2 separate regions of the Homo sapiens genome follow, and region 2 is linked to region 1. The links are chromatin loops, found by intact Hi-C in ENCODE. Cell type or tissue: heart left ventricle. All regions are shown on one strand. Links, peaks and the distances in the headings refer to the core of each region. The heading gives the core; the rest is flanking DNA. Region 1 overlaps PKNOX2 (PBX/knotted 1 homeobox 2). Region 2 overlaps PKNOX2 (PBX/knotted 1 homeobox 2).

What was found. A loop is a pair of places that touch in the nucleus more often than their neighbours do. Peaks named below come from ENCODE experiments on the same cell type or tissue, not always from the same donor. Only the 100,000 strongest peaks of a DNase experiment are listed, where the experiment ranks them.
Region 2: it touches region 1 in a loop (6-fold over the local background); 4 of 110 quality-filtered maps call a loop at or near these places.

Annotation. Positions count from the first base shown.
Region 1 is chr11:125,423,194-125,438,381 of GRCh38, forward strand. It overlaps PKNOX2 (PBX/knotted 1 homeobox 2), which reads left to right. Exons shown (of 13, transcript NM_001382323.2): 11 at 5,819-5,895; 12 at 6,770-6,948; 13 at 7,973-10,196. The coding sequence ends at 8,199. Among named protein-coding and RNA genes, the nearest start is that of FEZ1, 65 kb to the right of the region's middle. RefSeq lists enhancers at 3,310-3,811, 5,516-6,419, 6,011-6,300 and a silencer at 10,280-10,574. In heart left ventricle, for the core only: CTCF peaks have their summits at 6,114 (motif pointing left) and 6,315; DNase peaks (open chromatin) are centred at 2,562 and 6,098; H3K27ac peaks cover 713 bases.
Region 2 is chr11:125,369,439-125,384,626 of GRCh38, forward strand. All of the region lies in intron 5 of PKNOX2 (PBX/knotted 1 homeobox 2), which reads left to right. Among named protein-coding and RNA genes, the nearest start is that of PKNOX2-AS1, 110 kb to the left of the region's middle. RefSeq lists enhancers at 1-711, 2,474-3,353. In heart left ventricle, for the core only: a CTCF peak has its summit at 6,863; DNase peaks (open chromatin) are centred at 4,506 and 6,823; H3K27ac peaks cover 770 bases.

The DNA.
Region 1 (15,188 bases), core at 2,349-10,348:
CCCAAGGTCTCACGCCGGTTAGAGACAAGACAAGGATTCAAACCTGGGCAGTCTGACTCTAGAGTCCGTGTTCTCACGTACTTCTAACAGTACTGCCTCCACGTCTTCTTTAGAGAGGTGACCGGTGTGCCTTAATGGACTCTTAAGTACCCCCTTTTTCTCTTCCACATCCTCCCTGAATATACGTTCAACAATAATTGAAAAAGCAGCATTATTAGTGAGTAGAGCAACCTGCCTCTAGGTGGAGCTCCTGGGAGGTCCGATCACTGATGCTTTCCCCACTCACCTTTAACCTGCAGATGCCCACAGGAAATGGTGAGAAGTACCAGTTACTCCGAAGGCCCCGTGTTCGTTCATTCAACAGATGCATACTGAACACTTACTACATGCCACACATTTTTCCTTGGTGCTAGTGAGGTAGGGTTGAAAAGAAAGACATGGTCCCTTTTCTCAAAACACTTGCAGCCTGCCCCTTGGGGTGACAGGTAGCTACACAGACCCAAAGCCCCTGTAGTAGGAAGAATCCTAGATAGGGCAAGTGCTCAGAGCTCATAGAAGGGGCATCTGAGAGGGCTTCACTTATCAGGGATGGGGATGGGGAGGAGGTTAAGAAGGACCCATCTTGCTGGCATTGTGAAGCATAGATTGACACAGAAACCAGAGGGAAAGAGAATAGTTTTGAGATTGCAGGAAGGTGAAGAATGGGACAGCAGTGTGTCTTCACAGTGGAAAACTACACAGCGATTAAAAGGAACAATTACAGTTAAACAGAGCCAGCATGGATGAATGATTCCATTTACATCAGGTTCAAAAACCTGATGTCAACTAGGTCATCATGTTTAGGATGTAACACAGATAGCAAAACTATAAAGAAAAGCAAGAAAGTGGTTACTGCAAAAGTCAGGAGATCTTTGGAGAGGTGTTTGGGGGGACAGAAGGGGGTTTGTGGGGTGCTGGTAGTATCCTATTTTTTTGACCTGGGGGTGGTTACATGGGTGTTTGCTTTTCTTCGTACTTTTCTGAGTGTTCAGTTTTAAGGGGAGCAGGGATAAAAATGAGAGCAAAAATAAAAGAATGGAAAGCATGAACAAGGGCAATGACTACAGAAAGAGAAGTTTCTCGGGTGACTTATTGTGCTTCTCTTTATTCTAAAAGACTTTTTTTTTCTTCCATTTTAACATCTCTGAAATTGGGTACATCCCACCATCAGTGGCCTCTTAGATGTGATGGAATGTGGTCGTTTTGGGGCCCCCACCATCCTGGCTGCCTTCCTCTGGGTCTCTGGCCCTCCTAGAGTGGAACCACCCCAGAGTGGTGGCTGGCAGCAGCCCATGGCCCCACAGCTGTCAAGAGGGAGAGGAGGGGAAAAGCGTGTAGTGGACTCTGGTGCAGCGCTGCTGATGGCAGGAAACCTAATGGAAGCTCGCTGATCTGAATCAGCCTCCATGCCCCGCTCCACCAGCACCTCAGTGTCTATTGACACTGACAGGCTGCGGCTTCCCATCTGCTGTGTCCCTTGGTGAACTGGCTCACCTCATGGTGAGATCTACATGGCTAGGAGGTGGAAGGACAATTGCCAATGGGCTGTGCATGAAAGAAATATCCAGGACCTGTGAACCAGAACTGGCTTAGCTTCCTTCTGAACCAGCCCCTGGGCAGAACTCACTCTTTCAATTGAAAGATGCTTTTAGTATCAGTTTAGTCCAGAGGAGAGTTGCGTTATGGGGCTATAAAGGGAGGTATCAGAGAGAGATGGGAAAGAGTTGAGGTCAGATTTCAGCGGAACTTCCTGGTGGCAACTACAGTGCCCTGAGACACCTACTTGGTGTAAATACCATAATTCCCTTCTCTAGAGTCCTTGAGTATTCAACTAGATGATGCCGGGAGGCTTCAGTGCATCGCACAGAGTGAGTCAATGGAGCACACAGGCTTACCCTGCACTATCTCATTAAATCATCCCCATGTCCAAGAGTTAGTCACTGTTTTGCTACTTCCATCTAAGGATGGAAGACATAAAACAAACAAAGGTCACTTGCGTGTGTCAAGGTCACACAATGTTAAGGGGTGGGTCAGGACTTGATCCCATCTCTGAAGGTCCTTTACTCCCTGGCAGCACTGCCCAGTCGTGTGAGGCTCCAGCTGTCCCTGAGAAGGCTCTGTCATCTTCTAGTCTGTTCTGTACCTCTTTTTCTTTTTCTTTTTCTTTTCCTTGCTTTTCATGAACTGTATCTACTTCTTTTTCAAGGAAGGATTATCTACTTCCAGAGAGCTACTGTCTGGGCCCTTCTCTTCCAAATCCAGGGAGTTCCCTCCAATAACGATCAGAGAGCAGCCACTGTGCCTTGATGGTTTGCCGTGATCCAATAACGATCAGAGAGCAGCCACTGTGCCTTGATGGTTTGCCGTGATCCAATAATGATCAGAGAGCAGCCACTGTGCCTTGATGGTTTGCGTGATCTCATTTGATTCTTCTTCCCCTCCTTGGCCCCAAGCCTGGCCAGTTGTGCTAAAAGTAGCGCTGACCCAATCATGGTCTGTCCAGAGGCCAGGACTATTTTGACTCTGTCCTCAGGAATCATGTGGTCTGAGGCGTGTACGAGCTGGACTGCTCCCATGACCACTCAGATGTGGTGCCAGGAATGTTCTGGCTGACACACCTGTCCCCAGAGCTGCTAAACGCTGCTACTTACCCCACAGCCCCACAGCGTGCGTCCTGAGATACTGGACGTCCAGGAGGGATAGGTGGTGAGGACTTGCACCAGGCGGTGGTTAGGGGCTTTCTATCCTCATTCATAAGAGAGCAACCAGCCAGTTTTGGGTGGCATTGCTTCTCATAGCTCCCCACTGGACTGGAGCATGTTAATCTGTGTATTTGTGACATTCACTCAGAATGGGGGCCCGACAACAGAAGGCTCCTTAGAGACAGCAAACATTATTCTTCCAAGGAAGGCTGGAGGATTTCCTTCTCTGGAGGCCGTTAATAGTGGAAGAACTTTTCATCCTACTGGCTTAAATATAAGTCCCAGTGCAAGGCTCCTGCCTGGAACATCATCCTCTCCTCTACTAGATTGGCTTTGCCATTCTTCAAAGTCCAACTGAAATCCCCTTCCCTAAGGACTTCCTTCTTTTGTCACCAGAGGGGTACTTAGCACAGACTTCCCATTAATAGAGAGGCTTTTTCCTCCTTTTTTTCTTCCCATCTAGTCTGTGAGTTCTTAACTTCAGATATCTTTCACTTGCCAGCACCCAGGATGCGGCAGATGCCCAACAGTTGTGGGCTGGTGAACCAGCACAGCCAGCACGGCCACTAGCTCTGCTCAAGAAACAAGTCTGCGTCTCCTTATTGTGCTAGTTCATTCCTCAGTTCACTACACAATCCTTCAACGTTGGCCTCTTTGCCTGTCTGCACACTGTGCCTGGTCAGCACGGCCACTAGCTCTGCTCAAGAAACAAGTCTGCGTCTCCTTATTGTGCTAGTTCATTCCTCAGTTCACTACACAATCCTTCAACGTTGGCCTCTTTGCCTGTCTGCACACTGTGCCTGGTCTGCACACTGGAAATAAACAATGTCTAATGAGATGGGGTCCCTGCCTGAGAGAAGCTCATGGCCTAGTGGGGGACACATGTCTTGCCATCTAGTGGGCGAAAAGCAATCATTCAGAGGCCACGGTGACCAGCTTTGCCTCAGGGAGTCGGGAAGGGCCTTGCAGAGGCTGTGATCTGTGGCAGGCCCTCACAGAAGCTCAGAAAGGCACGCGAGGACAGGCAGGAGGAAGCGCGCTCCAGAGGAGGGCCAGCACGTGCGAAGGCATGGAGGCATGAAAGGCCCTTGCACCTGGGAAGGCCAAAAAATCACCATATTTTTGCTGCTTTTTGTCTACAGACCAGCTGGCTATGGACAGGGAGGCTGCTTGGCTCTTTCCCACAAATAGGGAGGTTGGAGCCAGGCACTAGGGCTTGACCCCAGAAGGTGTCAGAGCTCCCAGAGTCCTTGCCTCTCTGCCCCCTGGGGCCATCTGCACCCTCTCCTCCCATCCTGCCTCCGCTCCTTCCCAATTAGAATGAAAATTGGCTCCTGTAATGCTGATGTGCCTACTTTCTTGTTAGAATCTTAATACCGTATGAATCACAAGTCCCAGCTGCCTTGGCATGGTGGTCAGGGTCAGAGGTTTGAATTAAAGCAACACATGGTCCTGATGGCTTCATCTGGGGGATGCTGAGGTAGGGGAGAGGCTGCTCCTCCTTTTCCACCGATAATGCGAGTACCACCAAGGCTGCTGACCGCAGCCTTTTCCCTCAGAAAGTTCTAAGCACCTTGTAACACCCCCTGATAATAAGAGTATTCGTACCTTTTATTGAGCATTTTACAAGTATAATTTCATTTATTTGTCAGATGACTTGCTGATGTGTAGTTAGGTGACGTGCCTGAGATTTCATAGCTAGTCATAATAGAGCCAGATTTTGAGACCTCCCATCTCGGGGACCTTAGACAGCTCAAGCACCACTTTCTAATACCACTCCAATCAAAAGGAATGATTTTAGCCTGAGGATGCTGGATGGCTTGATCTTCTGCCATAAGAGCCCCCAAACCTCCCCTAGCTTCCAGGACAAAACTCTGACTTATTCAGACGTTCGCCACACCTTAATTGCATGCTGGGTGCCAGGCACAGGGCTGTGGCCTGAACAAGTCCTAGGGATGCATAGACTCAGCCATCCTGTGGCCTCCCTCCCAATGGGGTCACGACTCTCTTCCCACTGCCACCCAGAGCCTTCTCATTCTTTAATGTGACCTGTTCAGTCTTCCCCACCACTGCATTTCTCTCCTTCTTAGCCTCTACAGGGCTCATCACCCAAACCACAGCATTGAGTGCTGTGCTTTTGCTTTCCTTCACTCAGCAGGCATTTGTATGTCATTTGTATGTGGAAGGCACTGGGGATACATTCAGTATCCCAGTGCCGTCATGAAGCACAGTCTGAGAGAGGGAGACAGATGCGTAGTCAGTGCACGGGCTGCAGCATGTGGGGGACTGAGAGAGACACCTGCCCTGCTCTCTTTCTCACCTCCACTCAGTCCTATAAAGTGGCATCATGAAGCAATGGAAGAAAGACTGGACCCAAATCGGAAGACCTGAGCTGGTGCTACCATCTGGGGGACACTGGAGGAGTCATTCCATCTCTTCATCTGCAAAGTGGGAATAACAATACCTAACCTGCCTGCCTTTCAGAGTTTCAATGATGTGCTTTATTAAATAAAATGATGATTTTTTAATGAATAAAATGCATGAAAGCATTTTACAGGTTATAAAGCACTATACAAGTAGTACTCTTCTGTCTCCTAGCCATGCCTAGCATAAATCTGGGCACATAGTAGATATTCAGTAAATAGCAGTTAACTTAAATTGATCCATTCACCCCGCCTACCACCTTCTATGGGCGTTTGAGGCCATTGGAAACCCTAACACTGACAATGCCTGCCCTGCCTGCTGGGGGCGGCAGTGAGGATCAAGTGAGAAGGATGTGCCTTGGAAGCTGTCAGTACTGAACCATCTTGGTCTTGGGAAACCTCCCTGGCTCCCCATTGTGGGGGCTTGGCTGAGGACTGGCCAGCCCGGGATGTGGAGTCTCGGGCATGGGGCAACCTTCCTCCAAGCCCTAGGTCCATTCTCTGTGGGGAGCAAACATGACACTTCCCCAATTTTGGTTCCCAAACCACTCGGGCTGCCTGGCTCAGGATAGTGCCCATGGCGTGGGCACAGTCCCTTGGGGGGGCCAGATCAGCATATGCCCAGCCCTCACTAGTCTCCACCTCTCGTTTCAGCACCCCTACCCCACGGAGGATGAGAAGAGGCAGATCGCAGCCCAGACCAACCTCACCCTCCTGCAAGTAAACAACTGGTGAGTTTGCATCACCTGCATGCAGGCTCCCAGATCCAGGGGCCACCTTCTGGGCAGGGGAATGCGTAGCAGGGAAAAGAGACTCGAATGCCAGGATCTGCCTCAATCTCAGCCCAGCTACCATGCCAGTCCCCCCATTTAGGCTAGAAGCAGAAAGCAAGAATCAACACTGGCACCTGTGGCTTCATCTGCAGCTTCTCAGCGCCCTCTGCTGGGACATTGTGTCAGGCACATCCCTGGAAGCTTCTTGAGGAAGAGAAAACCCACGCCCACCTGAGCACCCAGCCCACCTGCACTTCAGAGACAGACAGGATTGCCCGCAGCTGTGCACCGGAGGCCAGTGGTCATCTGGTCTTCCCCACCCCCATGTGAACTGAGACTAAAACTAGCTGCAAAGCTGGGAGTGGGGAGAGGGAGGAGGAGTAGCCATTCTGACCCCACAGGGATCTCAGCTTTCCCAGTCTCTGTGCCTGGCTGGGCTGTCAGGGGAGCTCAGAGAGCAAGGTCTGGCTGGATGGAAGTAGACCCCAGAGCTGAGGGCCCTGATCCGAGCCCTTGGCTCTCTGGAGAGAAGTCAGAGGTTAGTGCCTATGACTACCATGCTCTCCTCCTCCGTTCAACCTGGAAGGTCTTGAGCAGGGATTTCTGACCCCCCATGCATTCTTCCCATATGACTTTGCAGTTACCAAGCCCCAGGAAATTTCATGAACTTCTCAGCACCCAGGGCCCTCCTCCTTGCTGGGCTTTTACATCCGGGATGGGAACCCCGGTCTGCTCTGTGAAATGGAGTCTGAAGGCAGCTTCACCCTCCCTGCCCCCACCCCAAGGCCATGCAGGTGATGACTAACCAGGTCTCCACTTTACCTCTGGGCAGGTTCATCAATGCCCGGAGGCGCATCCTGCAGCCCATGCTTGATGCCAGCAACCCAGATCCTGCCCCCAAAGCCAAGAAGATCAAGTCTCAGCACCGGCCCACCCAAAGATTCTGGCCCAACTCCATCGCTGCGGGGGTGCTGCAGCAGCAGGGCGGTGCCCCAGGGACAAACCCCGATGGTAAGAACTGGGGCTGAGTGCACCCTAGACAAGGGCTGGGGGTGCTCCTGGAGCTTCTTCAGGTCAAGCCGTGCAAAGATTCAAGGGCTATCTCCTTACCTGGGCTCCCATCGCTGCCATGCCACAGTGATTATCCCTCCCCAAAGCCCTAAAGAAGGGGATGTTTTTGTACATAATTTAACAGACCAGATGCACTCTCATAAAGAAAAGCGGGAGTTGGTGGTCACGCAAGTCAGTGACTGCTCAGCAGAGCCCCCCATGTCCGCACCCATCTGAGTTCCTTAGCACCAGTAAGTATCTGCACAGCTCTTCAGGAGCCAAGGCCATCTATAAATATCAAGGCAGGCAGCTGGCTCGTGAACAGGGGCCAGGAAGAGCTCTGTTTTCCCAGCCTCTCCATCACACCCTCCATATACACTTTTCTAATTGCCAGTCGCCTAGTGCACAATGAATAATTCAATGAGCCAAGCATTTTATAGCTTGGCATATGAAGATAGCTCTGTATGGGGAGTGGAGCGTAGGTGTGCGTGTGTGCACACATAACCTCATGCACACGTGTATGTGTATGGTTGTGCACAGGTTCCTTTGTGATGAGCCATCTTATGGGTTATGATGGGAAAAAAAAAAACAGATTTAGGGGGCTGGACCAGCCTGGGAGAAAATTCCAACTCTGTCATCGCTGACAATGTCATCTTGAGCTAATGACTTAACTGTCTGAGACAGAATGGGGATAATAATACCTGCCTTACAGAATTGTTAGAAAGTCAAAAGTGGCCAACACATAAAGAAAATGTGCAGTGAACGGTGGCTGGGAGTGCTGCTTCCTGAGATGGGGCAGGGAGTAGCTGACTAGTGAATGGATGGGAGACTTCATACCAGGGCATTGTCCAGCTCAGGCTTGGACAGCTCTAAAAACAAGGAGTTCACTGCTCTATGAGCCAGTCCATTAAACCCTGTCCAACACAGAGGTGCTGGCCCTGACCAGCAGCCCCTGCCTCGTCCTGACCCTTGCTTTCTCTCGCAGGTTCCATCAACTTGGACAACCTGCAGTCCCTGTCCTCAGACAGTGCCACCATGGCCATGCAGCAGGCTATGATGGCTGCACACGATGACTCATTGGATGGGACAGAAGAAGAGGATGAGGATGAGATGGAAGAGGAGGAGGAGGAGGAGCTGGAGGAGGAGGTCGACGAGCTGCAGACGACAAATGTCAGCGACCTGGGCTTGGAACACAGTGACTCCCTGGAGTAGTCGGGCAGCCCAGATGGCACTGATCACTGAGCAGGAGAGGAGTGTCGCCGGGAGGCCTTCAGGGTGGGGGGGAAGGGGACATGGGCAGGAAGCACCGAGGGAGTTGGGCCCTAGCTTCCCCAAATCAGTAGCTTGAAGAAAGGCAAAGGAGACACCTGTTCCTTCCCAACCACCGAGCTTCAATGAGGACCCCAGCCCCACTTCCCTGGAACTGCCGAGGACTCTGTTTGGCGGGGCCAGTCGAGCAGCCTGTGTGGAAAGACAGGAGTGAGATCTGGACTCACCAAATCCCTGAGGATAGATGGCACCCATGGCCCCCACCCACGGAAGGACTTGAGTTGTTTACAAGCCCTGCACTGAGGCAGATTGGTGCTGTTCGCAGAGTAGGCCTTTGCCCGGGGGCAGACTTAGAAGGAAGGGGAGAGACAAAGGGGGACTGAGTTTCATCCCCAGAAGTTTCTCAGCTCCTTTGACAGACATTCAAGGGCAGGAGGGAGCCCCAAAGCATAACCAGTGGCCAGAGGAGTGGGAGGGCCTGAGGCATCACATCTTGCAGATCAGAATGGGATGGAATCCACCAGGCTCCAGCTCATCCCTCCAAGGCCCTGTCTCTGCGCACAGCAACCATGGACATGGGAGAAAGGGATGGGAGCCACAGTGCCCTTCACTCTCTCCTGGAAACCAACTGTAAGCTGGTGGGCTCAACCTGTGGGAGGTTAAGAGGAGTCCCTTCTGGGTTGACTCCAAGAGCCAAGGAGATGGCAGACCCTGGGCTAGGAACCATATGGAGGTGACTTTGAGGCCACAGCTGTCCCTAGGTGATCACAGAACTTAGCTCCTTTAACAACAGGACAATGGTTTTTTACCCTAGATGTTCCCACCTTCAGTGCTCCACGCCCTCCATAGACCTTCAGAGAAGGTGAAACCAGGTTATCTGGGAATCTTTCCAGCCCGCAGGTCGCCACGGCCATCCCTTTGCTCCCAGCCTGGCTCCATCAGCCTCCAGCTTCCTTTCTTCATTCTGTCCTTCAGGGAAGGCAGAAGAAACATTGGAAAGCATCTAGTCCAGTGGGAAGCCAGGGGTTGGAGAAGGTGCTACATCCCTCTTCCCATCAATATCCTAAATGTGGGGGAGGGCCCAGAGAATGGCACCCAAGAGCCTGCGGGGATGCCCATCCCACACACCCCACCCAGCTGTTCTAACCCTGCTATCCACAGCCCTGGAGGAACTGGGGCTCCTGGAAGGAGGAGGAGGCTCTCCACTGTCCACCCTAACACATACCCTCCCACCCACCTTCCAGACCCCCTTGGTTGGCACCCTCTCCTCCGGTTCCCTCTCACCCCATGGCTGTGAATGACAGGACAGGTCACACGTGTGTTTTCCATTGGGTTTAATTTAATGGACGTGCAGTTTCATTTGTAAATTGTGCATTGGCCACCTCCTTCAGTGGCAGGATGTGAGTGGCTACCTGGCTCAACTGGAGGGGACCCCTTGGGCCCTCTGGGGCTTCCCCTCCCCCACCTGGTTGGGGTAGAGCAAAAGGATGGTCACTCTTCCGAGGTCTCCCTGAAATGAATGTATTTCTCCCCCAAAAGAGCTGATATTTAATGTTTTAATAAGGATTTTTGAGAAACAAATAACCTTATTTATAATCTGGGTGATCCAATCATTTTTTACTCCCTTTTGATGCCATACATAGAGGAAAGTCTAGCTTTTTTGGCGTGAGACTTTTGCAATGTGCAGTGGGATAAAATGCATTTCCTTTTCTGGTTCGTTTTTCTTGTTAACACGCGCACACAGACACACACACACACCGTTCCACTCACCACCTGGACAGGCGTCCCCCAGCACGGACACACTGGCACACAGGTGCCCACATCTCTTCCTCTCAGCCCCTCCACCTGCCTAATGTTATGCAACCTCCTTCTGATGTATCCACCAAACCAGTACTGAATGTGGCCGAGACGTTTTCAGTAAATCTTATTACCTACCGTAACCCTGGTGCACAATTCTCTTTCTGTGGTTGCTGTGGCAATCCTTTGCTCTTTTCATGGGACCAGAGGCCAGACAAAATTTGGAGGCCTCAGTATACACCTGACTACCCAGGGAAGGGGACAAGGTAGATGTGCGTCCTGCGTGAGCTCAGCTGCCCTGTCTGGGGAGGAAGAGCCAATTTCAGCACACTCACCTTGTGTGCGGCCGGTTGTAAGGCAGAGCTAGGGAGAGAAGGCAAGGAAGCTCTGCACTGCCCTCTCCTGACAGCTTCCCCGACCGCAGCGGAAGCTATGAATCTGGTCCCTCTTGTCCACCATACTCCACCTCCCTCAAAGGCTTTTGCTTTCCTGTCTCCATTCCCGGCCTTGAATCCCAGGGATCAGCACCATAATCCCCCAGGCAAGAAGAAACTCAGGCAGCTGATCTCCACACAGAAGTGAGAGGCAGGCCTTCTTGTCAGCTCCAGACGAGAGGGTACCTTCTTTAGCCACACTTGCTGAGAGGTCTGGGGCATCTGTTTAGAAGCAGGAAGGGAGTGCCTTGTTCATGTTCAGGAATGCTGGAGAGTTTGCACGTACTGGCAGATCACCCCATGGCCAGGTGGAAGATAGGGAAGCCAGTGGTTGGTTACACAGGCGAAGTGGGCTCTGACCAGCTCTGGTGGAGTTCCCTGCATCACTGCCCTCAGGGAGCCCAACATCTCTCCCCCTCCTCACACCTGGAGAGAGTTCTGCAAACCCTACAGAAACCCCGCCTCTCTAGGTAGAGGAAGAAAATCTTAAGAACTGCACGATGATTGGAACCTCACCTCCAGAGCTGGGAAGACAACAGTCCTTTAAGACAGTGGTTTCTAAGGAACACACTGTTGAAAGATATGCTACCAAAAAAAAAAAAAAAAATCCATGCCCAAATTAGCCTAAGATTAACTGCATATTCTGTTTTGTTAGTAGAGTTTCATCATGCACATTATTATACTAAAGGCTCTAAAAAGTCCTACAGGAAAGAAACCTGTTGAACTTTGTTTCAATTGTTCCGAGATTTGCTCCACCTCCCTTTTTTTCAAGTAATATCTATTCAAGTTATACCAATATTCCACAAAACACACTTTAGGGAACACTATTCTAAAGAAATTGCAGAGTAGCCTGTCCTACACTCTCCCCGCCAAGTTTTTCTATCAAGTTCTGCCAGCCATCTTTTCAACCACGCTGCCAACTGAAAGTGGGTTTCTTTTTTCTTTTCTTTTTTTTTTTGAGATGGAGTTTTGCTCTTGTTGCCCAGGCTGGAGGGCTGGAGTGCAATGGCACGATCTCGGCTCACCGCAACCTCTGCCTCCCGGGTTCAAGCGATTCTCCTGCCTCAGCCTTCCAAGTAGCTGGGATTACAGGCATGAATCAACACACCCTGCTAATTTTGTATTTTTAGTAGAGATGGGGTTTCTCCATGTTGGTCAAGCTGGTCTTGAACTCCGGACCTCAGGTGACCCACCTGCCTTGGCCTCCGAAAGTGCTGGGATTACAGGTGTGAGCCACTGCGCCCGGCCTTTTAAAATTATTATTATTTATTTATTTATTTATTTTTGAGACAGGGTTTCACTCCCATCACTCAGGCCGGAGTACCATGGCACAATTTCGGCTTACTGCAACCTCCGCCTCCCAGGTTCAAGTGATTATCCTGCCTTGGCCTCCTGAGTAGCTGAGACTACAGGCATGCACCACAAGGCCCAGCTAATTTTTTTGTTTTGTTTTGTGTTTGCAGAGATGGGGTTTTGTCATGTTGCCCAGGCTGGTCTCCAACTCCTGAGCTCAAGAGATCTGCCTGCCTCGGCAACCCGAAGTGCTGAGGTTACAGGCGTGAGCTACCACTCCCGGCTGAAAAGGGGTTTCTGAAATCACTTGAGATGTAGGTAGTTGTATTTTTAGGAGCCAACAACCTCTCTCTGTGCATGACCCAAATGCTGCCCAACCCAAGGAAAAGACACGCCATAATCCCTGTGGAAATTCAAGAGATGGATGACAGGGCGAGGGGTAGGGGAAGGTTTCCTTTACCCAAAACCGAACTCTGATATCAGGGCTCTGGCAACTCTCAGACTGACTTCTGCCCCCCACCCCCCGACCCATCAGGAAAGACTTTTCAAGCTCAGAGATCCTGCTCATGGGAGTTGGTGGCCAGAGCTCAACTTCCTTGACCGAGGATCCCCTCTCCTGCCTTGCATGGGGCCCCAGGAGGGCAATGACCACCACACTGCAGCCTGCTCCAATTCATTCCTGATGAGTCATTCATTATCTCAGCATGCATTTATCAAGCCCCGACTCTGTCCCAGGCACTGTTTTACAAGAATACACCTGTGGCTAACAAGGACAGCGTTCTTTACTTCAGGGAGTTTACATTCTACTAGAAACAACTGAGACTGGGCCAGGTACGGTGGCTCACACCTGTAATCCCAACCCTTTGGTTGTCCAAGGTGGAAGGATCACTGAGCCCAGGATTTTAAGACCAGTCTGGGAAACATAGTGAGACCCGCCCCCACCTGCCCGCATCTCTACTATTTTAAAATGAATATGCATGAGAAAAAAGAAAAAGATTGAGACTGAAAGAGTGCTCGTAGCATCCTTGTAATGGCTATAACTATGATCTCATCCTTACCACAGAGAACTCAAACTTCTTCATTCAGAGTTGCAAAGCAGGAAGCTTTCAGCTCCACTGTGAGGTTCAGGTTAAGCTCAATTTTCAGACCTGTTTTGAGCCATATATTGTCTAAAAATTGTGTGCCAACTTTTAAAAGTTAGAAGGTTACACATTAAAAAATCAGATTCCTGGCTTCTCCTGAAAAATCAGGCAATCAGGCGACTTGGGACCTATATAATCCCACTTGGCCATGATTGAGTGTAGTTGAATTAACTGCTGCCCCCTAAGGCACGTTCTCTGTGTCATCAGGACATTCGCAGCCCCTGTGGTCTCCCCAACACGGAGGCTGAGGGTTCATTGCTTATTTACTATTGGCTGTCACTATTTGGGTGGCTGGTGGCTTAGTTAAGCTTCCCCCATGTCCTTTTTTTTAAACCCCCTTTTGCTGTAATAGCTAAGTGGTTGTTTTTAAGAAGGGAAATATTTATCTCTACTCATTAATCCATCAAGAGGATTGCTTGGCCTCTTGGGAGGCCAACTGGGAGGCCTGAGGTCAATTGAGTTTGACCAATTGGGAGGTCAAGGCGGGTGGATCATGAGGTCAGGAGTTCGAGACCAGCCTGGCCAACATGGTGAAACCCCGTCTGTACTAAAAATACAAAAATTACCTGGGCATAGAGGTGCATGCCTGTAATCCCAGCTACTCGGGAGGCTGAGGCAGGAGAATCACTTGAACCTGGGAGACGGAATTTGCAGTGAGCCGAGATCATGCCATTGCACTCCAGCCTGGGTGACAGGGCAAGACTCCATCTCAAAAAAAAAAAAAAAAAAAAAAGAGTAAGAAAACAAGATAGTCCAAGAGGGAGGGCCCTGCCTTTGGTACAAAATATTGGAGAGAATGTATTTGTTTGTGGGCATAAAAGTACTCCTACCTTTCATTGCAAAGTATACCTGTGTCTCGTATCCAGATATCTTCACTCATACATTTTCTGCCTACCTTGCCTCCCCAGGCAACAATGAGGCTAGAGGCATAAAAATCACCAGGGTTGCTTGTTATAGATACAATGTAGGTTCCACAACCGGTGTTTGCCCCAGATAGCTAGGCAAGATGCCCAAAGACTTGGAGGAGCATTGCTCTCAGAAAATAGTTTTCAATTGTTGGCCGGGCATGGTGGCTCATGCCCAGCACTTTGGGAGGCTGAGGCAGGCAGATCACTTGAGGTCAGGAGTTTGAGACCAGCCTGGCCAACATGGTGAAACCCTGTCTCTACTAAAAATATAAAAATTACTCAAATGTGGTGGCATGCACCTGTAGTCCCAGCTACTTGGGAGGTTGGGGCATGAGAATCGCTTGAACTTGGGAGGTGGAGGTTGCAGTGAGCCGAGATAGCGCCACTGCACTCCAGCCTGGGCAACAGAGTGAGACTCTGTCTCAAAAATAAAAATTTAAAAAAAAAAGAAAATAATTTTCAATCATCTTTTGAAGCTCCTTGCTTTATAGCTGCTCCTTTAACTTCCTTTAGCCAGATACACTACCACCCTCAAGCCAGTGATTCATTCAGTACAAATTCCCGGGTGCCCACTATGTGCCTGGTAACCTATGAGGGACAAAGGATGATGAATTTTGCAGAGCATCACAGACCAAGGGACCGAGCACCGAGGACTGACAGAATGGTGGTCACCTCACACGCTCCATTTCCACTTTGGCATCTTATTTCCATCCCACAGATGAGGCAGGTTTTATTATACCACTTTCCAGCGTATCTTATACTTTTTCTCAGCCTCTCTCTGGGCCAATCTCATTTAGCCCCTTTGCAAATTAAATGCATCTCATTAAATCGAACCCATTTAGGACAATGCCCTTCAGGTGTGTGCATCTTAGTACATCTTTCATTTTAAGACAAGTGTTTGATTTATTTTTCATCTCATTACGCTCTTTAAAATTATGTGCATCTCATTACACTCAATGCACTGAGACAACTTATTTCTGGTATAGACATTACACCCAGTATTATCAGGCAAGAATATGATTTCTTTTCATTTCATTACAAGCCTTACAATTTATGTACATCTCATTACAATCAGCCATTTAAGACAATTCCCTTCAGTTATGTGTATCTCATTATACCTTTTCATTTTTGCATTTTTCTCATCTTATTATTCAGAGATTCTACTACAGGTGTGTATACCTCACATCCACCTGTTATTCCTGTGAATTTCTAGGTTCTAGAAATTCTAGCTGTTTCCACTGATGTATTGCAAAATTTTTATTCTACCAAATTCATTTAAGGCCAGCTCTGCCCATCTGTGGACCTCCCCTGACCCCTTTGCACAGGAAAGAACACTGGGCTCCCCTGGATGTAGTTGA
Region 2 (15,188 bases), core at 3,045-11,044, 53 kb before region 1:
TCTTTACAGTCTCTTATTGAATCCTTACTATTCCTATGTGGGGGGCTGTGCTAGACTCCAGCAGAAGGAGGGTCAATGTGTAGTCTCTTCCCTCCATCTCTCCAGGCACCGATAGACGTACAAACAAGAAACCAGAGCTACGTGGTCAGAGCAACAGGGAAGGCTTCACAGAGGAGGCAATATTTGAGTTTGGTCCTAAAGGTTGAGTAACAGACCCCACTAGGTGGAGAAATGGGGTAGGAGAGGACCTTCCAGGACCAGCCAGTGGCCAGAGAAGCTGGGAATGGGGAGATGAGACTGCACAGACACCTGTAATTAACCTGGGCAAGGTGCAGTGGGCTTGTGCTTTTGTGGGGAGCATAAGGAGGGAAGGGAGTAGCGTGGCCTCTGAAAACTGCCCGACAGCCTGATGACATATGCTTGTCATACTCTATTTGGAGCATTGCTACTCAAAGTATGGCCTGTGGACTGGCAGCATCGTATCACCTGGGAGCAGATTAGAAATGCAGGCTCTTAAGGCTCACTCAGGCCTAAGGACTCAATCTGCATTTTCACAAGATCCCAGGGGATTCCTATGCATACTGAAGACTCACCTCGCAGCTGCTCAGACCCCTGGGTCAGGGGCCTGTAGTGAGCATAGATCATGGTCTAGAAAGCCCTCCAGATGAGTGGTGTAACGAATAGTTTTTGGAAACCTAGGTTTGAGTCCCACCTCCACTGTGTCCTAGCCTCTCTGAGCTTTCATGTCCCGATGGAACCTAAGCAGCAGACTTGATAAGAATCAATGAGACGGCCCGTGGAGGCACCTGGCCCTGCGTCCAGCACCAAACAGAGGGTTTACTCTGTCCCACCAATGGGAACCATGGGTTCCAAAGCCCTTCTCACAATCCCAGGCTCGTACCCTACCCAGGCCAACCTGCAGGAGAGGTGGGTCACTGCCCCCATGGGAGCCACCACATGGATGTCACTTGAAGAATGGCCTAGACCTTTCTGCAATTAACACTTCTTCCTACTCCCCTTCCCTCCTGGGCTTTATCTTCTCCCACCGGGCTAACCACCCGCAACCCTTGGTGTTTGCCCAAAGTATGTCTGCAGCTGTCTGACCTGGAAGAGGGAATCCCAGGCAAACGCGGCTGCCCCAGCACCTCAGGACACCGAGCTGACAGCAGCACCATGCTGGCTTCCCATCTCTCTAGTCCTGCTGCTGCCTCCTGGCCCGGCAGCCCCAGGGTTGTCTCCTACAACCACATCTCACCCATTAGTACCAGCCGCCCTCTCTGCAGCCATTGCCCCGGGATGACCAGGGAGGGAGCTCAGCCTCCTGTAGGGTCGGGTAATTTTAATTAGATTTGCCTGCCTGGGGCAGCCTGGCTGCTCCAAAGCACATCAGGGAGTCGGCATTTTATGTCAATAAGTGTAACCAGACCCTTTCCATTCAGATGAGTGCCCCACACTGGCTTTTGGGAGCCCCCATCATGGCCCCTGCTAGAACCACAGATGAAGGAAGGGTGGGTGTGGCCCCTCCCTGCCTAGGACACTGCTCGGTGGCAGAGGGGCAGTGTGACAAAGGGGAGGGAGCCTGCCAGTGCCCGGGAGGTTTTATTTGTGTATGAGGATGTGTTAATGAAATGTACTGGTTCCCTTCTGATGTGGAAACTGTGGGGTGGGGGACGGAGGGCAGCGTCTGTCTTTAATTGGATCATACCAGAGCGTCATCTGGACTAATCAGCAAAGCAACCAGGGGCTCCGGCTCAGATTAATGATTGCAGTCTAATCCGAGCAGATCCCATGATTGGATGCACATCGCGGGTAATTGTGTTTGTGGCCCAGGAGCAGCACTGAGAGGGGGTCCAAAGAGGGGAGGCCGGTGGAGTGAGGGACCACAGGTTTGGACCCAGCTCAGTTCTCTCCTCCCCCAGCCCCCACCTCAACCCTGGGGTTTTCTCCCAAAGAAGTTCAAGCTTAGCTTGAACCACAAGCCCCACCCGCCCATGCTGGTGAGGAGTCCGATGTTAGGGGCTGCCTAAATCAGGGGATTAGGTTGCCAGCGGCGCAGAGGCAGGGCCAAGAGGGTGAGGTTAATCCAGCTTTCCCTCCCCCTCCTCCCCTCCAGTCTCCTTCGTTCCCCTTTGAAGTGAGTGGGTTCCCATGGAAACCATGGTGTCCTGAGGAGCGGAAGAGGGGCAGGAGCTAGGCCTGGCCAGGTGCGGGTGGGGGAGGAGGTTGGCTTTGCGAAGACTGCTCTGCTAAGGTGTTGGCTCACTTCCCTAAGGCTGAAAGATTCTCTCCGAGAACCAGGGACGCGGAGGTGCTAAAGTTGTTGCCCATTACTGATAAGGAAAAGCTGGGCTGGAGGCATGAGCAGTGAGAAGACAGTGAGGGCAGTGGTGCTTTGCCTTTCCATTAAGAACCCAGAGAGTGGAGCTGCAGGTCAGGGATAGAGGGTGAGGTGGCTTCCGGACTCTGCCTGTCTCCTTTGTGGCATTACTCACAATTGAATTAACTGTGTTAGCATTTGTGTCAACCTTATTTCTGTTTCCCCTGCTATACTGTTAACTCCAGAGGACAGGGTCTGCGTCTGTCTTGCTCATTGCTTTATCCCCAGCACCTTACATGATACCTTAGAGTCAGCAGCTTAGACGAAGTAGCTACTGCATCAAAGCTTGTTGGACGGCTTCATTAAATGGTTAGGGAGCACCCCATAAATATACCATAGTTCTAGGTTGATGTGCCGGCAAACGTCTCTCGAGGCGGGGAAGGGGAGCAGCTCCGATTCGTAGCATTTGCTGATCCCCGTGATGTAAATACTCATACCATGGCCCATCCCAAACCGCCCACCTGAGGGCACCGAGCAGTAGGGAAGACGTGAGGCTCTCGCTGCCTCAAAGCCCAAACCCCACCTAGGGAGCCAGGTTCCAGGCGCACAGTCTCTAGATTTACATGCGTAAGCCCATCTTACAGGCCAGTTCTTTAGAATGGTGTTACTGATACTTTTAGCTGCAATCCTACATTCTTGGTCCTCACTGTCCTATCTGGTCCACTCCTGGGTTCTAAATTTGAAATGTTCTCTCTTAATCAATGAACTCTTGGAACAGCACCTGGTGTGGATAGGTGTTTTATAAGTGTCTTCAGTGATGATTTTCCACCTAAATGCCAAGGCAGTCTGTCTCTTTCCATCTGCTTCAGCAGAGCCCCATCTTCACTCCAAACTTCTCCATCTTTTCCAAGTGGCTTTCAAGCCTTTCCTGGTCTATCAGCGAATGATCTCCTTCCTCGCAGCTCCAGAAACCCTGCTTCAAACCATTCTTCTGCCTCCTCTTTAGTTTCTTAGCTCTGAGAATCTTGCACTTTCCACACCATGTGTCTAGTTCATTCTGTCAGTCTCATCTCCCACACATCACAAGCTCAGAACTTCTACCCACATGGGACCACCAGAGAGCTCATGCTCAAGTCCAGCTCTAGTTCAATAAAAGCAATGTGAGCCCTGTTTATAATGCACTTGTTTCTGTCTCATGCAGACTGGATGGCAGAATCCACAGTTGTGTGGGGAGGAACAGAGCAGGACAGTAGGCAGTGTTCAGATCACTCCCTTGAGACTATCCTAAAGGTCACGGAAGTTCCCGGCATGATCCTGACAGCCCTATAGCCAGAGGTGCAAATGCAGCCATGGCCCTGTGTTGGGCAGTGGGAAATAGAATCATGCTCTAGAAATAGACTTGGTGAGAACTGGCTTTGTCACCATCGGCTAGCTCATCTCTCTGGGACTCTGTTTTCTCAACTATCAAAAAGAAAAATGATAATAGCTAGAATACAATAAGATAATAAATGGCATACAGATCAGTGTTCAGTAGACTGGGGTATTTTAAACAGAGGAGCCAGCATATGCTGCTTTGGCCCATTCAGGATGTGAAGTCTGGTACATTCGGGGGGACAGGATCGGGGTCACGAGCACAGCCTGGTTCACACTCTAGCTCCATCACTGGACACTAAAACTTTCTGTGACTCAGTTTCCTCATCTGTAAAATGGGGCTAAAAATAGTACCATCTCCTCATCTAGATTGTCATGAGGTTTAAGTGAGATAACACAGGTAATGTGCTTGGTAAAGAACCTGGCAGGTGGTCCACATTCTGTGGGTGTCAGCCGCTGTTGGATGTATTGGTGTCAGGCAGGAGCTTGTGAGCCAGGAGGTAAATGCTGAGAGGCGGCGCAGCAAGAGGCAGGGCTGCCAAAGGTTTCCAGTCAAGTGGTCTTCACTCTACAATTCAATTAATTATGAACTGAGCTCCAGCATGCGTAAGGCATTGTGGTAAATTCGGAAAGGGGTCCTGTGCAGGGACAGAGGGAAAGATAGGCGTAGAAAGTAGCTGTGACATAAACTTGGCACACAGCATGGGCTCAAAAAAGTGTTTGTGGATTTGACCGCAGAGCTTCAGGCCTGCAGTGTAGCGTGGGAGAGTTGCACTGCTTTTCCCAAGGGAGGTGAGCCCCGAGAGAATGACAGCCACGCTACCAATCCTGGGGCTGGGCTGGTGGATGGGGTGGGAGGAATCTCTCCAGGTTTGAGGCTAGACAGATAGGCTGGGTCCTGTGTGACTGTCCTCTGTAGCAGCCGCCTGGTCAGGACCCTGGGAACTGGAACTTCCTAATGAAGTGTCTTTGAGAGAACTCTTCCACCCTGTGACCAAAGAGTGTTCTGGCTCCAGTGAAGTTGACCCTGGGGCTTAACCCTCTGCCTTCCCTGGCATTAGGCTTGGTCATTCCTGGAATGTGCTGGGTGAGGTGGCCTGAGAATGGTGTGGGAGACATGCAGCCATTCCAAGCAGAGAAGTTAGGACCGGATGCTTCGTGCCAGGGCCTCTGGACTACTAGGTGCTGTGGGCAGATGTTCCAGGCTGTGTCCTTGGCTGGGCTTTGTGGGATGGGGGTTCTTCTGGTGGATAGTCCCTGCTTTTTGAAGCAGCTGGGTTCACTGGCACCTGAGGTAACATCTCAGCTGCTGACTATAGTCAGGGGGGTGATCCTGCTGGAGCTATAATCTGAAAAGTGAAACCATGCTCAGATTTCCTCTGTACCAGGCAAAGCCTATTCCCTGCCCTTTCTATGGCATCATAAGGCCTCCCGCACCAAGCCCAGCCTTGCAACTGATGCTGACAGGCCCAGAGGCTGCAGCTGTCTTGCTCAGGGAGCAGGTGTGCTCAGGAGTGGTTGGTCGTGCTGCTTCCACGGCTCACCTCCCTGACCTAGGTAGAGCTCCATCATCCAGGGTCCCCGCCAAGACCAAAGATCCAGGAGTCCTGAAATCTGATGACTTTTATCCTCACAAGGTTATGTTAGGATTCAATGAGATAACCAATGCTAACAGCTGGCAGTGCTTGGCACACAGAAGGCTCTTGGTGAATGGTATCTACATTCATGAAGAAGGACTGCACCGGGTCTGTCCCCCTTACAAGAAGGAAGACAACCAGCAATTGGGCCTCCTGCTAGTGCAAATGACATGGGGTGGGGTGGGGTGGGGTGGGAGGAGAACAGAAAGCTGGGGCCATGAAGGTTCATATGGCCAGTGGCTTCTCACCGGGCCTGAGCTAAGCCAGCTTCCCTGTCTTTTAACCATAGTGCCACTTTCTGCTTTTCCCAGGCACTGATCCATTTCATGGTTGAGTGGGAAGAACCTGAACTGAAAATTTAGTCTGCATTCTGACTCTATCATCGGGCAAATCTTTAACTTCTTTAGATAAGCTTTCCTACCCCACAGGGTAGGCATCAAACGAGGAGAGGAGAGATCTGTAAAAATGTTAAGGCCTCTCCAAACACACACAAGTATTATTACAAGAGGAGGTTCTTTTGGAAACTCACCGGATAAAGCAGAGATTCTCTCATACAGCAACAGTCTCGTGGCTCCCAGGGTAATCCTGGCAGCTCAGTGCTTGGACCCCAGGATGTGTATGACTCAAGAACAGTAGAGAAAAGGGGGAAGGCAGATGAAGTGAGTTCAGTAACTGCTCACAAGTAGTACATGGGAGAGAGGGGAGAGCACACGATTTGGAGTTTGAATACCTGGATTTTAAATCTCAACTCAGTTACTGCATAGCCTGATGCGGTCATTTAACCACACAGCACATCTGTTTGCTAATGAGTGAAATGAGAATGAGAAGCCCGTTGGGGTATCAAAATGCAATAAGCACATATAAGAGCACTTTACAAAGTGCCACTGAGTGTGTGTGGGTGTGTGTTTAGTCCTTGACTGTGACCAAGACAACGTGGTTAGGGCTCACCTCCTCACAGCATCTCTTCCCCTTGAAGTTCTTTCTCTAGGGGGACTGGCTGAATTTCTGGTGACTTGGCTGGAATCACTGATCGCCTTTCACTAGCTGCCTAATTTCAGGAAGGACACTTGTCTTTTCTCTTTTGTTTATAACTTTTATTTTCAGTTCGGGGTGCAGGAGCAGGTTTGTTATATAGGTAAACTCGTGTCATGGGGTCTGTCGCACTTCTCTTTTCACTGCCAGAGTCACCTCGCCTTGTTCTGAAGGGGCTGGACGCGACATCCCCACCAGGTCTCATGTATCAGGCTCTTTGTATTTTTGCCCTCGCAGAGCAGTTTTAACTTTCACTGTGTTGAGATTTCACATAGATGCGTTTAATGTGCCGGGAGGAGTGTGTGCGTGCATGTGTCTGAAGGGAGGAGGGCTGAGTAGACTGCGACCTGCCCTGGGCCCCACACTTGCCGGGAATGGACCTGTCCACCCACCTGGGGGAGGAGAGCTGGGCTGGAGCCCAGGAGCTCTGACAGATGCAGCTCCAATTTAGCAACTCGAAGAAGTCCTCTCCAAGGCAACCCAGGCGAACACACCGCCCACTGGGCAGGACTAAAAATACACCCGCATGGTTTCAACGTCACACCTGAAGTAAAAATACATCCAACCAGGGGCCGCTGGCTCGCTCCCACCCCCCTCTGTTCTCTCCATCTGGTGCTTTCAAGGGGAGGAGAAGCAGAGGGCTGGACAAGCACCTTCCTCCCTACTCCCTCCCCTCCCTCTAAGACCTCACCACCCTCTCTGCAGGCAGCCCCCAGCAGAGCCCCAAAGAAGGCAGGTCCTTTCGTAGCAACTGTGACTAGAAGCTGCCAGATGGCAAAATCTGTTCCAAGTCCCCCTAGTATGGATGGATTCTGAGCCTGAAAGAACTTGAGGATTGTGTCTCAAAACCTTCATTCCAATAGTCATTGCTTACTCCACTCATTCATTCACTGATTCCCATTCACTGATTCGTCAAAAATGTATTGATCCTCTGCTGTGTGCCATATACTGTGCCTAACCCTTGGGAGTTCAGAGAGAGAGAAAATGTGGTCACCGACTGGAGGAGCCCACCATGCCATGAGGAAGACAGTCCTGTGCACAAACGACTGTGCTTAGTAGAGTTTAAGAAGTGTCATAAAATAAATAAAAATAAATTTCTATTGGCAGTCCTTTTTCGGTTAAAAGAAAACGAGGTTCGAAGTTCTGATAAATTGTAAGATGCCTCTCCCTCCTCTTTCTGGGCCTCTATTTGAATTGGCATGTGGGTTTGTTTTCCCAGCCAAATGAGTCAGTGGAGATGGGAATATAAATTTATTGGAGTAGATGGTGTCAGTGTTGCCCTGAATTTAAAAAGTGCCCACGCACCGTTCCAGGGAAATGGAGCAGGCATTAATTGATAGTTTACTAAGTGCCAGACACTCTCCATGTTTCTTCATTTAATTCTTACAGGAACCTGCATGGGAGGTGTTGTCCTTAATGAAAGAGGACACTGAGGCTCCAAAAATTCAGTAACTTACCCAAAGTGTAGCTTATTTCAGACCACCCAGCTTCCCACCCTAAATTGTGAGTGAGGTCAAGGAAGAAACCCCTAGCATTTGCTGTGAGGGCTCGGAGGAGGCGATGGTTTCTCTTGCTGGAGAGACCCATGAGGGGAGCCTGCACAGAAGGCATGTTGGCCTGGATGCTGAGGTCGTTGGAGGGGACATGAAGAGACACAGGAGCAGGGAATTCAGGTGGAAGGAGCAGCAGGAAGAAAGTCATGGGCACACGAGAGCAAAGGGCAAAGATGGGCACAGGAAGGCACAGAAGTTTGCTTTCCACGGGCTGCTGAAGGACAGTAGTGACCATTCCAGGGACCAGGGTCCGCCTGCCCTCTCCTTCCAGCCACCACCTTTCTCTGCTGAGTCCTTTTACAGGGTTGTCCAATCTTTTGGCTTCCTTGAGCCACATTGGAAGAAGAATTGGCTTGAGCCACACATAAAATACACTAATACTAACAATAGCTGATGAGCAAAAACAAACAAACAAAACAACAAAACAACAACAAAAACGCAAAAGAAAAAATCTCATAATGTTTTAAGAAAGTTTACGAATTTGCGTTGGGTCACATTTAAAGCCGTTCTAGGCTCCATGCCACCCATGGGCCGCGGGCTGGACAAGCTTGATCTAGGAGAGATACTGAAAAGGGTCTGAGGCCACATGATGAAGAGCCTGGAGCGCCCATCTGCGAGCGCTGGCTTCATTTCACCATCATCCAGGAGAAAATTTACTGCCCTCCTCTGAAAGGGCACTTGTTGTGGACCATCTGCGGTAAACAGATGCCCCAGGAAGGGGTTAGGGGTCTGTTTGGGAAAGTAGTTTCTAGGCTATTCTCTGGTTCTGAGATCCCAGTGGTGTCTGGCCTGGGCACTAAGAAATAAAGGCTCAGAACGCCAGTCCTCAGGCAGAGTTTCTGGAAAGGCGAACTTTTAGCTACTTGACAACCACTCACTGTGTGCCGGTAGGGCATAGGTTGGTAGCCAGAGCGCCACCGATCCCTGCGTGCCCCACCTCACCCCACCCCACCGGCCAACAGCCTTGTGTCCTCTGAGCAGTGGGACCCTGACCAGGCCTCTGGTCCTGCTGGCCCATGCCTGAAGATGTCCACCAAAAAATCTTGTTCTCCCATGCCTTCCACCTCTGGATCATCCATCCTTGGCCCAACAGGAAGAGACAGAGGCTCTGTCTCCCCTGTCCCCATTGGAAGAAGCAGCAGGGGTTCAGGGATGGGGTGGGCACTGACCCTGGGCTTCCCTCTTCCCACCCCCAAGAGGGTGAGAATGGCTGTAAGGAAGGTGCGGAAGGAGCCGGGGGGCTCCAAGGTCAGTCACAGGAAAGGAGGTGGATGGCCCAGGCAGGCAGCCACACACTTGGCTGGACCCATAATTGAGGTCTGCAGTCCTGGCCAAGGTCACAAGGGAAGGGATGGCTGAGAGGCTTAGAAGGGACAGAGTGGCATGACTGTGAATCACAAAGTTTATCACCCAGAAAGAGAACTCAGCATTCACATCTCCCCTTGCCGGTGACCACCCTCGCCCCCGCTCATGGCTGGTGCTGTTTCTGTCTGCATATCCACTCTCTGGCTCCCTTGTGTTTTGCATCTTCGCCTCTCTGAAGCTCTGTATTTTTGCATTCTTTCTAACTTCTTTTCTGTCTCTGCTTCTGTTTCTACTCCTCCCCTAAGAAGGAAGAAATGTTTGTTTTTTTTTTTTAAACCCAGGTGGTCCAAAAAGAAAGAAAGAGAAATGAAAAAGGATCCAACTACCTTTTTTTTCTTTCTCTTTTTTTTTTTTTTTTATTTTTTGAGACAGAGTCTCAATCTGTCGCCCAGGCTGGAGTTCAGTGGCGAGATGTCGGCTCACTGCGACCTCCACCTCCTGGGTTCAAGCAATTCTCCTGCCTCAGCCTCCCGAGTAGCTGGGATTAAAGGCACGTGCCACCATGTCTGGCTAATTTTTTGTATTTTTAGTAGAGACAGGGTTTCACCATGTTGACCAGGCTGGTCTCAAAATCCTGACCTAAGGTAATCCACCCGCCTCAGCCTCCCAAAGCGCTGGGGATTACAGGCGTGAGCCACCATGCCCAGCCAAGGACCCAGCCATCTTTTTTTGAGTCTTTTAATAAAAAGAAATTAGCCACAGCCACATAGGGGAAGTTTAAGTTATATATGAGCATAAGAGTTACCAAGGAAGTTGCGGGGTCCATTCCTGAAGGCCTTTAAAAATGTTAGGGCAATCTGTCAGCCCGATTTATGTTAAGAATATCTGTCTTGAGGTGGGGAGGAATATGTGGGCTTTGCTGAATCTTGCCTGCCCCATGATGCTCTCCAAGGCTTTGGTGTTGATTGAGGGGTCTCAGCCTCTCTGTTACTAAGAGAGAGGGTGGTGCTAACCTCTGCACAGGGCTGCAGCCAACATACTGCCCTGTCTCTAATCGCCTCTCCCGGGGACAGCTGCACACACCTTGGCCCCAAACTGGGCATTCCAGACCAGCAAATTTGGGTGATGTAAAAAACACGAAGGCAGAAATGTCAGAAGTAATTAAACCCAACGATGGCTTAAACCCCTGTAGAAATCAACACATCTGGTTTAATCACCTTCTTAAGCTAGCACAAGACTGCAATTCTGTGGAGAGGGGTTCTTTATTTCTTTGGATCGTTAACAAGAACTGCATATCTTAAGTTTGATTTTAGTTCAGATGCTCCTGGGGAGAGGTGATGAGGGTAGGGGGTGGAGGGTGGGATGGGGGACTCAGAAAGGAGAAAAGAAATAATAAAATGTTATTCGCGATCATCTCTTCTTCCCCTCTCCCTGAGCTGAGCTGCGTCTCCCTCCTGCCTGCCTGTGTCCGCGCTCCTGGGGAAGGCGCCCGCCCTCCCGGCACCCAGGCGGAGGCGCAGAGCTGAATGTGCTAAATTAGGCCATTAGAGAAATTCATTTCTCTTTATTAGTCTGTGTCAAATCCTTTTTATTAGTGGCTGGAAACGACCTCTCTTCTGCAGTAAAATGTCATGCCAGTTCACTCCTTTTATTTGTTCTGCACTGACGAGGCTCAAACGCTCACTGAATTAGTGCAGAGAGATTTATTTCCTCCAAATTTTGAACGGCTTAAGAGAGATTGGGGTGGAGGGGGCGGTCGGGAGGGAGGCGACATGGGGAGAGAAGAGCGAAGAAGGGGTTTGGGAGGGAGGAGGTGAGCTCTTATGGAGGTCACATGTCCTCAGCTCTTTGGATATAAAGTCTAATGACCATTCCTCACATCCCACTCATCATCATCGACACTCGGCACTGGACACCAAGTGTCCACATCTCTGCTTCTAGCCCATGGAGGATGTGGACCCACAGTGGAAGATATCTGGACAGCAGGAAGAAGCACTCCTGAAAAACCATTTTGTAGTGGGACAAACTGAGGCTCAGGGAAGGCCAAAGTCTCTCCTCTAACTGGGAATCCTTCTCCCCACCCATCCCTGGCTCACACAGGGCCATTTGTATTACAGGTGGCTTTGATGGCAGCTCTCATGGGCTCTGCCCTCAGGGTAGACCCCCAAGCCTGCAGCCGAGACTGCTGGGAAGAACTTTTCCAAAGTGGCTGCCAGCCTCCTCTCATGCTTTAGGGGGTGATGTTGGAGGGTAGCTTAGACAATATAAGTCAGCCTTTAGGCAGGTACAGGCTGGGCACCTGGGGAAGGGGAGGTGACTCTCCCATAACTGTGTTGGGAACAGCTTGCGAGAAGCCCAGGACCACGCTGCAGCCACAAAACCCACGGAGTCGCTGAGAAATGGAGCGTGTCTCTCAGTGGGCAGTGCAGTGTCTCAGGTATCCCCATGCATGAGGTAGAAGGTAGTGTCTGGGTTTATCAAGTGGGCCAGGTGGATGGAGCATGGGAGCCACAGGCGCCCCGCTGACCATGACCATGGATCACAGGAAAAGCTGTGGGTGATCTCAGATGCTGTCTGAGCTCTGAGAGAGCAACAGGGCTCTGGGATGGGATGGGAGGAGCCAGACGCTGGAGCATGGGGAGGCTGGGGTAGGAGAAGAGAGGATCTGGGGGCTGACAGTACCCTGCCCTCCAACCCTGACTGCTCAGTCCTCAGGTTGCAGAGCAGCTGGAGAGAGGGTGCCAGGCCAGTACCTGTAAAGTCTGCCCTATGCTCCATAGACTCTTAGTTAACTTGGAGGGAAGGATGGGCAGCATGTTCCTTTCTTCTGAGACAGCAGGAGCCACAGAAGACACCCCCAGATATGCCCCCACATACATACACATAGCCATTCTGGGGAGATCTGACACCTGGAAGTGAAGGAGGTTTAGAAGACAGACCCTGGCTGTGGTTCTGCAGAGGAGGTGCATGTTCCCTGCTGTATGTGACAATGCCTCCCACCCCATCCCTGCAAGCCCAGCTCTGTCACGAGGCACCTCATGATCTGACTCCTGCTGCCTTTTCAACTTCCTCTCCCTCCACTCCCCACCTGCCTACCTGGCTTCAGCCACACTCAGCTACATCTTGTTCCAGAAACATGCAAGCTCATTCCTGTCTCAAATGCTTTGCTTTTTCTCCTGCTGGAACGCCAGTCCCTTAGCTCCTTGCGTGACTACGTCTCATCATCCGAGGCTTAACTTAAATGTCACCTCCGCAGAGAGGCTCTCCCTGACCACTCTAAGAAAAGCTGCTCCTCCCTGCAGAAGCAAGGACAGAAGCAGAGGAGATCACCCTCCTCTCCCTACCCAAAGCCTAGTGCTAGTAGCTGGGGGACACAGTCGTGGCAGATGTCCCGTCCTTACCCCACATGCCACTCACACTGTGTACACAGAACACACCATCCCTGTACACATACACACATATTGCATACAAACAGCACAGAGAACATGCACACTGTGCTCACAGCACACAAAATCAGCACCCCAGTTACATACACTACCCATCTGTGCTTATATACAGCATTAGCACAACACTGCGTGTGCACACAATGAAAACACACAGGACCCCACACAACACTTGTTCTCATTGACAGCCTGCATATAACCTTGGTGCACACACATGCATATGCACGCGCACACACACACAAGCACACACACACTTTGTCCCCTCCCTCCAACTAACCAGTGAGAAAGGAATGTGCGGTGACCGCAGCTGCCACGGGGTTGCAGCGGGGGCCGCACCCCCACCACCTGGCACGATGCTGCGGATTATTAGTTCCTGGTAATTTAGTGCCCTTGTACAGAGTCGATTTGTGCCTTTCATTCCTAATTGATCTAGTGGCTGTTTAAATGGCAGCAGGCATCTGTTGAGAGTAGGGAGGTTCATAAGGCGCAATAATTCATAACACCGTCTGGAATTTGCCTTTCATGTCCCTCAGCTAAACCACTGCAGGGCTCTGCTTAAATTACAGCCACTGAGGCTTTCTTTGGTATTCCACTCAGGGCCAGGAGAATCTTGCATTAAACTGGGATCAGGTTAGATTAGACTATAATATGCTGCAGTATTAGTGGCTGCAAATGAAGACTTATACTGGAGTTTAACCCCTTCACCTGGTTTTCTCTTTGTCTTCAGCCGAATGGCTAAGCTAACGCATTGTTTTCCCTACCAGCTTCCCGGTAGATCTTTCTCAATGGATCTCCTGGCAGTTTGGGGCAGCAAATAGGCCACCCTTAAATATTGACCCTTTTTTTCTGCAGACTGCACACCGAGTCTGCAGCCCTGGGGCCCAGCAGTTTAGGCATCGGCTTCCAAAACCAGGGTCGGGGAGAGAGTGTGCAGGGACAGGCTCTGCCAAGCCCAGCAGCTCCTCTGGAGCAGGAATTTCTCTTTTCCTCCCCCACCACCCCTGAGTCTGAGTAGAAAGACTCATAAAATGCGAGTGTGAGTGTGGATGGGGGTACGCACTTTGTCTTTTTGTCCAAAATTGTTAGAATTCCAAGATGGACAGGCTCCTAGGGGTTCCCCCACCCACTTACAAATACCATGTAAGCTAGATATTCAGTCCTTCTCTGTGTGCTCCGTCACGGTGTGCTGGAGGGGAGACCATTGCCTGTTTGCCTTACTTGTTGTGTTCTCGGTAGGACGTGGTGGCTCACACCTGTAATCCCAGCACTTTGGGAGGCCAAGGCAGGCAGATCACTTGAGGTCACAGTTTAGACCAGCCTGGCTAAAGTGGTGAAATCCCCTCTCTGCTAAAAAAAAAAAAAAAAAAAAAATTAGTCAGGCATGATGGCGGGAACCTATAATCCCAGCTACTTGGGAGGCTGAGGCAAGAGGATCACTTGAACCCTGGAGGCAGAGGTTGCAGTGAGCCAAGATCATGCCACTGCACTCCAGCCTGGATGACACAGCAAGACTGTCAAAAAAACAAACAAACAAAGACTTACTGTTTCAGTATGGTAGTCACTAGCCACATGTAACCTCTTAAATTTAAAGTAACTAAAATGAAGTAAAATTAAAAGTTCAGAGTCCTAGTTACAGCAGCCATATTTCAAGTATCCATTGGCCTCATGGGGTTAGTGGCTGCCATATGGGGCAGTGGAGATTGCAGAACATTCCCACCATTGCAGAAAGTTCTGTTGCACAGCACTGGCTAGACCATCCCCTTGAGCAGAAGCATGGGGGCCAGGTCCAAGTCCAACACACATTCCTCCTCCTTGCCCAGCAAATGGGACTACATCAAAAAACAAAAAAAACAAAACAAAACAAAACAAAAACCTACATTGCATAGTTCCAGGAGCCTGGGGAGACAGACCAGAGAGGGCTGTGAGATGCATTTTTGGAACTGCAGTGGAAGGGAATGGGACTCTCTGGAGTCCAGTGTCAACAACCCATGCACTCGCATGCACACATACTGTAGAAATAAAGGTGCTGTGGACTTATACATGCAAATACACCTACACACATAAAACATATATATTTCCCAAATACTTTTTGAGATCCGCATACATCTGACTAGACTTTGGACATATAGTGATAAATAAGGTGAGCTAGATTCCTTCCCTCATGTAGCTCACAGTCTAGTGAGGAAGGCAGACAATAAAACAAACAACTCAGGGACTATGAGTGTAGGTTTGGCGGTGGGGGAATGGGGGTCAGGAGTCAGAAAAGCTTTCAAGAGTTGCTGATCTCCAAGATAAAATCCATAGAGCCAGGCCGGGTGGTGGCTCACGCCTGTAATCTCAGCACTTTGGGAGGCTGAGACGGGCGGATCACGAGGTCAGGAGATCGAGACCATCCTGGCTAACATGGTGAAACCCCATCTCTACTAAAAATACAAAAATAAGCCAGGCGTGGTGGCGGAGGCCTGTAGTCCCAGATACTCAGGAGGCTGAGACAGGAGAATGGCGTGAACCCAGGGAGGGAGAGCTTGCA